Linked DNA regions of Homo sapiens: region 1 is linked to region 2. A link is a loop called in an ENCODE intact Hi-C map of the cell type or tissue named here. Cell type or tissue: HCT116. All regions are shown on one strand. Links, peaks and the distances in the headings refer to the core of each region. The heading gives the core; the rest is flanking DNA. Region 1 overlaps FGFR1OP2 (FGFR1 oncogene partner 2). Region 2 overlaps INTS13 (integrator complex subunit 13).

Region 1 (8,993 bases), core at 3,836-6,335, 59 kb after region 2:
ATACAAAAAGTTAGCCAGGCGTGATAGCGGGTGCCTGTAATCCCAGCTGCTCGGGAGGCTAAAGCAAGAGAATTGTTTGAACCTGGGAGTGGGAGGTTGCAGTGAGCCGAGGTCGTGCCATTGCACTCCAGCCTGGCCAACAAGAGCGAGACTCTGTCTAAAAAAAAAGAAATGCTTGCTTTCTGTGTAGTTTTTTAACTTAGGTCAGTGCCATAGGACTGACCAAATCATAAATTGAGGATGCTGTTGGTATTCAAAGTTTTTACTCATTACCCTTACTCAGTTTGCAGCTGCAATGATCTGTACTTAACCTGCTTTTACATATTATGCTTCCTTGACAATGGGAGGAATTTTAATGGTTAACTTGCAGAATATGACAGATACTTGTCTTAATATCATTCTTCCTACCATAATCTAATTCAAAACTATCCAGTAGAACTTTCTGAAATGATTGGAATGTTTTTTATCTGTGCTGTCCAGTGTGGAAGCCAGTAGCCACATGTGGCTGTTGAGCACTTGCAGTGTCACTAATGCGTTTGAGGGACTGAATTGTTAATTTTTAAAAATGTATTGATTTTAATTAAGTTTAACATTGTTTTGGACAGCACAGATTAGCCTTTTAGAGTACCTTCTTGCTGAGTACTAGCAGTGTATAGGTTTCCCCATGAAAAGGACCTACATTTTTGTTGGTTAAGAGGTTATTAAATGTGCTTTGCCAAAGATACTACCTTGTCATTTCTTCCAGCTTATTAGTTCCGTGGGTTTCTTGGAGTACTGTTAAATCCTTTTTACAAATATATATATACACAACTACTGAAGAGACTGTTTATTTGGGGAGTTATTCACTTTTATATTTAAGTCTTAGGCTTAATATGATAAAATACCTCTCAGTTGCTGTGAATAATGGTCTATAGAAGCTGTTCATTGAGAAAATGATTATTCTCGAGTTTCTGTTGATTTTAAACCTTTTTTGTCTGTCTCTTTCACTAGACTGTAAGCTTCTTCAGATCAGGGGACATGTCTTGACAGTCTTTGTATTCCTGTTGTTTAGCATAGTACTGGCACATCATAGGTGTGCAAGATAAGAAAATGAGATTGGAAGAATTTATGCTACTTGCTGCGCCTAACAAATGTGGATGTCTGTATTATACTGATACTATATTTTCAATAGTTAGCAAAGAAGGCCATTTAATATTTTAATACTGAAAAGCAGAATTGTGCTCATTTTATTCAATACTTACCATATACCATACACTAGATAGTAGGTGGATGTAAAGATGCAGTTCCTGCTCTCAAAGAGGATTATGACCTAGAAAAGGTTACAGATTGGATTGAGATAACTTTATAGGCCTGAACAATACAGAAAAGATTTCTAAATCATTGAAGACTTCAGGGAGGAAAAGAGATTGAATGCGTCGGCAATTTTTATCATTCCCGTTACTTTGAACAATAGTGTATGTAAGTGCAAAAAAAAAGAAAAAGTTGCTGATCATTGTGGTGAGAGGAATGTAAAATATGAGTATTTTTCTTGCTGCTAGGTTTAGTTATATTGTGCTGCTTATTCTTAATTCTAGTCCTAACAAATTTGATTTCAAAAGCACATCTGTGGTCAACCAACTTCATTGTTAATATTTGTTTTATTCATATTAAGTGACAATGTAAGAATATTCATGTTAAGTGGTACTGCAGATTTTATAAAAAGGAGAGGATCCAAAAATAAAAAAGTATTTTGCTGATTTCCAACTCCCATCCCTCTTTTTCAGGAACTGCAAGCACATGTTGACCAGATAACTGAAATGGCAGCAGTAATGAGGAAAGCCATTGAAATTGACGAGCAACAGGGTTGCAAGGAACAAGAACGAATATTTCAACTTGAAGTAAGTTTTACATTGCAAATGTAGATGAAAACTGTCCATATAAAGATTTATGCCAGAAAATATATCCCATTTTTAAATATATATTTACTCTTCTTGGGTACTGGTAATGTTCTCCTGGATGCTGTCTATGTGGGCATATTATGCAAGACCATTTATGTGGTGATGCAAGAATCTAGGATTATTAGTAACTTACAATATACCAGTAATGTAGAAAATTGATGTTTCATTCTATATTGCTTATCTTATGAAGTGAATGTACTTCTTCAATTGAGTCATTTTTAAAATTTTGTTTATTCTATTAGAGATCATAGTGATACAGGGAAATTTTTTTTAATCCACAAATATTTAGGGGCACTCTTATTTTTCTGGGGATTCTAAAAACCTTTGTCATCTGTCCTTTATTTTATGACAGTGAAAGTACCAGTCTCTGAATAACTGAAATCAGTACAATAGACTTTTATGCCTTAAGAGCTTCATTTTGAAATCACGGCGGGGAACCTGCTTTAGACTACTAAAATTTAGAAAGTGAGACTGAAGATAAAGTGATAGAGAACAAATTATGAAAGGTTATTGTTAAATGTCTACAAATTTTTTTACAGTAACTAACCAAAAGGAGGCCAGAAAGCAAAGTTATTTACCAGTGCCAGATTTGGTCACTTACTTTCCTTCTTGAAAAATATCATCAGCTACCCCTACCCTGCTGCTCTCAAATGCCAATGAGCTAAACTTGTCCTACATTCCATGCTATCATGGAAAGTAATAAAAATACTAAAAATTACTAGGAGATTCTAGCCTATTCACTGGCTTTACGAGTTTATATAAAAATAAATCTAGATGTTATTTTCTTCATCTCTAATGTGATTGTAAAATAAGGCAATTTCTGAGCTTCTGTTTACAATTATAGCTGCTTAAGTAAGAAGGCTTTGCAGTGGTGGAAGATGTTGAACACGATTCCTAGCTGCATAAGTGTTCTTTAGATTCAAGTTGCCAACTGCATATATCATTGAGTAGATTAATGCCAATTACAGACCTTGCTTGTTTGTTATACCTTCATATGTTCAGTTTTTCCTAACATATGTTTGTGATGTTGTAGCTACCTTGTAGATAGTGACTGCATCTTTGTTTTTGCTTGCCTTTTAGCAAGAAAACAAAGGCTTGAGAGAGATCCTTCAAATAACTCGAGAATCATTTTTGAACCTAAGGAAAGATGATGCGTCGGAAAGTACTTCTTTGTCAGCATTAGTGACCAACAGTGATTTGAGTCTGAGGAAGAGCTGAAGAGTTTCTGAGTCTGTGAGCTTCTTACATGGCTCCAAATGGTCAAATAAGTGAATGAATGAATGGACAGAAAATTCAATCCTTTATTTTTTTCTCTGTAAATATGTACAGTGCACGGGCTATGAGATAGCAACAAAAAATGCATAGTTAATGGTCATAGACTTTATTCCAAAACATAATTGGAAAATAGAAACTGAGCCATTGCCAAATGGTAAAGAAATGAAAAGTTTTCACAGTGACTACTGAATATACCAAGAGCTTTTGGCAGTACTGCTGGCTTTCTGGGTGATTAATTAGGTAAACTTGAATATTCCCAGTAAATGTTTGAGAATGCATAAAATTATACCAATTTAAAAATATAAATTTTTGCCACTGTTTTGTGAACGGAGGATTTGTACGCTAAATTTCATCCTTATTTGGCGTCAAAGTTGATGCAAAGTTTATGTACCATGAGACTTCTAGTGATTGCCTACTTTCACATTTATTTAAATTTTTGTGAAAGAAAATACAGTTTTAAAGGCTATAGGAATGTGTTATATGTACCTTAAACAGATAATTTAATTTTAGCAATTTATCATAACTGATACTTAGCTAACAATTGTCCATAACTTGTTTAAGTGTAAGAAATACCATTTCAGGAATGAAAAAGAAGGAATACTACTTTCTAAGAAAGAAGATCTTATAATAGACATATTTAGTAGGTTAAACTACTCCTTTGAAAGAATAAGTTTTGGTTCAAAGTCAATAATGAAGACGAGATTTGTTTTTCTCTTCTCTGGCTGATTTTTAAGGATATTATGTAGTTCATTTAGTTAACAGAATTGAAATGTTTGATATGGCAAGATAGGTATGGTAATTTCAAAGTGAATTGGGAATTCCTCTGGCTCATAGAACCCTTTTTTTTTTCCTTTAAGTATTCTTGAGATACAAAAAAAAAAAGTAAATACAATTTCAAAAAAAAAGTTCCGGATCTGTTTTTAAGCTCCATCTGGTCCTCATAACCTGCAAGATTTTTCTTAAAACCTTTCAGCTGAAAGTGGGGGTAAAGGTGGAGTAATCTGTGGATTTGTTTCTGTTGTCTTTTAAAATGTCAAATATATAATATGTAATTTTTTTAAAAACCACCAGATACAGAAATGTGCTTTAACATCAGTTGAAACCTAAATTTTCTTATGTTGTGGTGATTGTATTAAAAAGGGATAAAAGAAGAGTGTCAAACATGGTTAAATATATTGTACTCATTTATGTTGAATACGTATTAAAATTAAGACAAATGGAAAATTATACTTTGAGTATATAATTTGTTAAATATTACTTTATATGGTAATTTTATGTATAATTTCATATATTGGTAAAATTCAAAACTACACTTGAGAATTTTTTTATCTTAAGTTTGGGGTGAATGGGGTGGATGAGACTGATTGAATAGAAAAGGGCTAATGGCCCAAACATTATATAGATTTCTTTTTTTCAGTCAGAGGCCTTATTTGATATTTTATAAATAAATGACAGTTTTTATTTTTAAACTTTTTATTGTTTTTGGGAAAGTATTCCTTAATTTAATGACACATTCATTCAGATACTTCTTATCCCTGCTAATAAAGGAAATCTATTTCAAGCTACACCATTGAGATTAAGTCTGAGGCAGTTCATTGAGGCAGCTCTACTATAAAAGCTTACTTGATAAATAATTATTTTTGTAAACAAGTTGGGTTAACTTATTCTTCGTCTTTTTGCTTGGATATGAATTTAAGGTCTTCATGTTTAAAGACATTTACTTTGTTATTTAGTGACACATTTCCATCCTATTTTTTTTTTTTTTTTGGTTGTTGTTAAACAGAACCTTAAGTTTATGTTTGAGGTATGTACTGCATAGGAACCTATTTTATTATTAAAGATGAATGATTAAAATTGGTATGGTCTCCAATTTAATTTGAAAAGTGCTTACCCTTATTCTTATATATGGTTTAATTTTAAGGTTTTTTGTCTCTTCTTAGTGCAAAACTACTTAGCAGTGACCTCTATCTGTATTCCTTAGGAATTAGCAGCTTCTTAGTGTGGATCCTGCAGAACTTCTTACCATTTGTAGTAGGTTGAATCATGTCCCCTAGAAGGTAAGTCTAAGTCCTAACTTGATACACCTGGGAAGGTGACCATATTTGGAAATAGTCTTTACAGATGTGATTAGGGGATCTCAGGATATAATTACCCTGGATTTTGGGTGGGCTCCAAACCCAGTGACTAGTGTCGTTACAATAAGAGAGGAGGAGATATGAAACACAGATATAGCAGCATGAGGACAGAGGCAATGAGTTACGCAAGGACTGCTAGCCACCACCAGAAGCTGCAAGAGAGGCATGGAATGGGTTCTTCACGGGCTCCAGAAAGGACCAAGCCTGCTTGATTTCAGACTTCTGGCCTCCAGAACTGTGAGGAAATAAATTTCTGTTGTTTTCATTCACCCAGCCTGTGGTAATTTGTTAGAGTAACCCTAGGAAACTAAGACATCTATTGTTTTTCATCTATCAACTATATTTTTATTTTATATAAGAAAGTTCTTAAAAACCAATTTATAACCTCACAATTTCTGCTCTAATTTTATATTCTTTAATATCAAGGTGACTTCTAAAATTTTATAGAAATAAATTGCTTCCCTGTAATCCCAGCACTTTGGGAGGCCGAAACAGGTGGATCAGTTGAGGTCAGGAGTTCAAGACCAGCCTAGCCAACATGGTAAACCCTGTCTCTACTAAAAATACAAAAAGTTAGCCAGGGATGGTGGTGGGTGCCTGTAATCTCAGCTACTTGGGAGGCCGAGGCAGGAGAATCGCTTGAACCTGGGAAGCAGAGGTTGCAGTGAGCCGAGATCTCACCATTGCACTCCAGCCTGGGCAATAATAGTGAAACTCCATCTCAAAAAAAAAAAAAAAATTGCTTCAATGAAAAATGGACAATCGTAGATCCATAATTTTGGTGGTCACTACCTTTTTTCATTGTCAGAGTGAAATAGGAGAACATTTTTTAGTAAAATACTGATGAAGATGATAATTTCTAATTGGAATTTGAGGAGACACTTTTTCCTTTAACCTCTCTGGCTGCTCCTCAGTCTCCTTTGTTTCTTCTCGCTGACCTCTTAACATTAGAGAGCCACTGGGCTTAGTCCTTATACCTATTCTGTGCAGTGTCTCTACTCACTGGTGATCTCACCCAGTCTCATGACTAAATACCACCTCTATGCTTGATGGCTCCTAAATTCACAGTTCCAGCATAGACCTCTCACCCCGGATTCATGCAGCTGTGACTGTCAAAGAGAAATTTTATGCTTAAGATGTCCAAAGCCAAACTCCAAACCTCCCAGAACGCCTCCATACTCTTTCCCATCCTGCTTGATGACAACTCCATCCTTGCAGTTGCTAAGGCCAAAAACCTTGGTGGCAACTTTGACTCCACTTTCTCATATCGTGCATCCTATTCATCAGCAAATCCTGTTGTTGGCTCTTCCTTCCAAATAAATCAGAATCCTACCATTTCTCTCCTCCACTGCTACCCCTGGTCAAAGCTACATTATGGTAGTGTTAAAGTATACAAATTGGATTCAACCTAAATATCCTACAGTAGGGGAATAGTTAAATGTCAATATTCACTCAATACAGTTGATTACAGTCTATGGCTTGAAGATGCTAGCAACAAGAAGAAAAAAGTACCTAAATATGCATTAAAAAGCTTAACATAAATTACCCATATAATTACAAATATGTAAAAATCAGATGCATACGGGGAAATGTCCTGAAGCAAACAGCATCAGTATTCTTCCAGCTAATTGTACTGTTTGCATTAGCCAGTCAGTTTCTGATGCCTGTAAATCAAGCATTTTTGTAGCTACCATTATGGAGTTGTAATTTATTCATCAGTTCCCCCAACTGATGGATAGTTTGCAAAGTTTAATACAAAATAATGCAGTAAACATCCATATACATAACTTTATTTATTGTAATTTCTAGCGTGCAAATTCCCAGAAGTTTGTTAGGTCATGTTTTGTTATTTTTTAAATGAAAAAATAAATGTACACTGTTAAAAATCTTAGCATACTAAAAAATTTACAATTCAGAGTAAACCTCTTCCTACAACCTCTGTCTTTCCAGAGGTCATTATAAGTTTCTTGTGAATCAGAAAACCTGTTAACCAAAAAAAGTGACTGAGGCAAGTGTCTTAAATCAGTAGAGGTTTATTGGGCCAAAGTTTAAAGACATGCCAGAGAAAAAACGCAAGCCACATGAGCATCTGTGACCTGAGCTTTCTAAAGAGGGTTTTGGAAACTCATTATTTAGGGGAGAGAGTGAGGAGGGAAAAGGGAGAGGGGTTAGGCAGTGAGGCAAATGATTACATTCTTGTGAGGCTCTGATTAACGCTCAGTAAATCTATGTTTCATATAAGATAAACTGAAAAAAGGGAGTAAAGACTCAGTTATTCATCTGTTTCAGGGTAGGCAGAAGAGTGGTTGATTTTGTCTCATCCTTATTCTGTACCTGGGAAGATAAGCTTGTTATCAGCATTGTCAGTGTGAGATTTAACAAAACTTGGTTTTAAGAGTTAAACTTAGGTTGCAGACCCAAGGTTACAATTGGCATGTGTTGGTTTTACAGCTCTCTACAATGAGAAGGGGAGGCCTTGAGGCTTCTGTTAATAATACTCCCCTTCCTACACATGACATACTTGGTTTTGGCTACTCCTACTCAACCTCCAAGTTTCAGCTGGAATGTCACTTCCTCAAGGACTCCTTCCTTGGCATCCCACTTTCTAGCCCTATCCCATTATACATTTTCATTGCATATTACACATCTTGTGTAACTATTTTAGTATCTGTCTCACACTCCAGTCCCAGACAGCAAAGACCATGCCTGTGTTTTCCATCTTCCTAGTGCTCAAGGCAATGCCTGGCCAGGAACTCAACAAATATTTAATGAGTGAATGTGAGATCTAAGTCAAAGCCTCACTATCATATATATATAATTTTTATTTTTTTGAGACAGTGTCTTGCTTTGTCGCCTAGGCTGGAGTGCAATAGTGCGATCTCAGTTCACTGCAGCCTCCGCCCCCCGGGTTCAAGTGATTCTTCCTCCTCAGCCTCCCAAGTAGCTGACAGGTATGTGCCATCATGCCCGGCTCGTTATTTTTATTTTTTAGTAGAGACGGGGTTTCACCATGTTGGCCAGGCTGGTCTTGAACTCCTGACTTCAAGTGATCTGCCCACCTTGGCCTCTCAAAGTGCTGGGATTACAGGCGTGAGCCACCACGCCACTCCTGTATAACAATTTTTTAAAAAATCTTAAGCTTGATCCAGACCTGCCAACCTCTCCAGTGTAATGATTACATGGTAGTCCCTGGGTAAGTCCAGAGTTCCCACTAACTTAAGCCCCTCTTTGTGTCAATTTCATAAAGAGTGGTCCTTGCAAATACAATGGCCAAATTGCCAAGAGGCATTTCAATCAACAGTCAGGGTAATGTGTATTCTTTTGACATAACAGAATACCACTGACTGAATGGCTTAAACAACAGAAATAATTTCTCACAGTTCTGGAGGCTGAAGTCCATGATCAAGGTGCAGCAGGGATGGTTTCCTCTGCTTGCAGATGCTCCCCTCTTACTGCTCTTCACACGGTCTTTCCCCTGTGAGCACATGCACCTGGTGTTTCTGTGTCCTAATCTCCCCTTCTTACAAAGACACTGGTCAGACTGGATTAGGACCCACCCTAATAGTCTCAATTTAATTTGAAACCTCTTTAAAGGCCCCGTCTCCAAATAAGGTCACATTCTGAGGTACCGGGTGTTAGGGCTTCA
Region 2 (2,500 bases), core at 1-2,500:
TATTAAGCATTAAAAAGAAATGCTCTAAGGAGTAAATACTTTCAGGGTTACAATCAATATAACTAAGCCTTTTAGAAGCAAGAATCAAAGAGGTTAATTTTTTCTGCTTATGGGGAACATGTATTAGTTCATAATATTAGTAATAAAAAACTGCTGATTATTACAAATAAGCAATGATTGTTAAGGTACTATACAGGCAATTGACAAAACCAATTTTGACAATAAGTAACACAAACCCATTTTCCTCTTTAAGATGTTGATATAGTTCAGCTCTGTTATTAACAGAGTTCAAACGTCCAGCAAATTCCTGATGTTTTCTGGAATTGGCAGTATTGATTCTATTACTCCACAAGGATAATAACGACACTGGCCCTAGTGTTATATTTAAAAGGAGAGAGAAAAAAAAGATAGAATAATTTATTATTTCCAAATTTCCAAATTTCCAAACTTACCTTTAATTCTGTTGTTCATTTTACACAATTAAGGCAGTTAATTCTGTAGTTCATTTTACACGATTAAGGCAATCATTTTCCTCTTACTCTAAAATTTATGTGTTTCAGGGTCCCCAAGAGCAACCACTAGTTCAGTGACTGATGGAAGGACTCAAATGACTAAATGTAAAGTTACACTCCTGGTTAAGAATGATTACAGCATTACAGTAAGGAGACACAGCCAGATCGGTAAGCAGAAGGAACACATGAGGTGGAGACTGGCAGAATCCATTTGCAGGCTTCCCATGCTCACTCTCTCCAATGAGGTTTATGCAGAGTGCATACTACCTCCATAGGCAAACATGCAGCCACATGTGCACAATATTTCTGCCAGTAAAGCCTGTTTGAGTAGAGTCCAGGGTTTTTACTGGGGGCTGATCAGGTAGGTATTCTCTGCCTAACCACAATGACCAAAGTTCCAGACTTTCAGAAGGGAAGCAGGTGTTCAGTTCATTATCTAGGCAATATCTCAAAAGCCAAGTTCCCAGATGCCAGCCAACAGCCAAACCTGCAAGCAGGCTTTTCTAATTATAATAGTCTCAGGCCTGCTATGTTAACTCTTTCCTGCACAATATGATAAGGCAAAAGAATTACAATAGCCAAAACAATTTTGAAAAAGAAGACAAAAGTTAGAAGATTCTTACTTCCTCATTACAAGACTTAATTTGAAGTGACTGTGACAGTACTGGATTGGTGAAAGGACGGCCACATAAACCAACAGAATATAAAAGAGAATCCAGAAGCAGATCCCACATACATAGTCAACTAATTTCTGATAAATGTACAATATTTCAATGAAGAAAGGATAGTCTTTTCAATAAATGCTGCTGGAACATTAGGACATCGTAGGCAAAAGGATTAATATTGACCCATACTTTGTACCTTATAGAAAATAACTCAAAAATTGATCATGACCTAAATGTAAATCTAAAATTACAGAACTCCTAAAAGAAAATCAGCCTTTGTGACCCTGGGTTAGATTTCTAACATGTAACACCTAAAGCATAATCATAAAAGCAAAAATGGATGTACTTGACTTCATCAAAATAAAAAGCTTCTGTTGTGCAAAAGTCATTTATAAGAGAAGAACAACCCACAGACTGGGTGAAAATACTTGCAAATCACCTGTCCAACACAGAACTTGTATCCAGATAAATAAACAACTCTCAAAATCCACTAATAAGAAACAATCCAATTTTATAATGTACAAAATATTTTAATGGACCTTTCACCCAAGAAGACAGACAACAAATAAGCAAAGGAAAAGAGTTTTACCATCATTAATCATGAGAGAAATGTAAATTAAAACACCAATGAAATACCACTACATACCTTATAGGATGAAAAACAAAAACAAAACAAACAGTAACCCTGACAACAGCAACTGGACAAGGATGCAGAACACCCAGAACTCTCACATACTGGTGGTGGGAATGCAAAATGGTGCCACCACTTTGGAAAAATAAGCTGGCAGTTTCTTATAAAATTAGTCATTATAATACTATGTGAAAAAAGCCAATCTCAAAAGGTGGCATGACATTTTCTTTCATTTATAAGACATTCCGAAAAATTACAGGGAGCACAATTATAGGAAGAGAAAACATATCAGTAGTTACCAGGGATTGAGGAGGAGAGTGAAGGATGACTACAGGGATTGAGGAGGAGAGTGAAAGATGACTACAAAGGGTCAATATGAGGAAATCTTTTGGGGTGACAGACTGTTGTGTACCCTGATTGTGATGGCGGTATGCATTGTCTAAACTCACAGAACTGTACATCAAAAAGAGCTAATATTGTCATATATATTTTAAAATTCTTAGTTTTCTTATTATAAAACTAATGCATGTTCATGAGAACAAATTTAGAAAACAATAAAACACATAAAGGAGGAAATAAAATCATCCTAATGCCACTGCTCTAACAACTAAAAATTTTAGTCTTTTTTTCAGTGCCAATCTATATCAACAAATGGTTATTTTGGTTTTTTTTTTTTGTTACTGCATCATACA

The links. Peaks named below come from ENCODE experiments on the same cell type or tissue, not always from the same donor. Only the 100,000 strongest peaks of a DNase experiment are listed, where the experiment ranks them.
Region 1: a loop joins it to region 2, with 3 times the contacts of the local background. A loop is called at or near these places in 2 of 110 quality-filtered maps.

Annotation. Positions count from the first base shown.
Region 1 is chr12:26,961,579-26,970,571 of GRCh38, forward strand. It overlaps FGFR1OP2 (FGFR1 oncogene partner 2), which reads left to right. Exons shown (of 7, transcript NM_015633.3): 6 at 1,764-1,877; 7 at 3,018-5,070. The coding sequence ends at 3,155. Among named protein-coding and RNA genes, the nearest start is that of FGFR1OP2, 28 kb to the left of the region's middle. In HCT116, for the core only: no CTCF peak of the experiment used is centred there; a DNase peak (open chromatin) is centred at 5,162.
Region 2 is chr12:26,906,066-26,908,565 of GRCh38, forward strand. INTS13 (integrator complex subunit 13) reads right to left here. Exons shown (of 17, transcript NM_018164.3): 16 at 237-372. Among named protein-coding and RNA genes, the nearest start is that of INTS13, 31 kb to the right of the region's middle. In HCT116, for the core only: no CTCF peak of the experiment used is centred there; no DNase peak of the experiment used is centred there.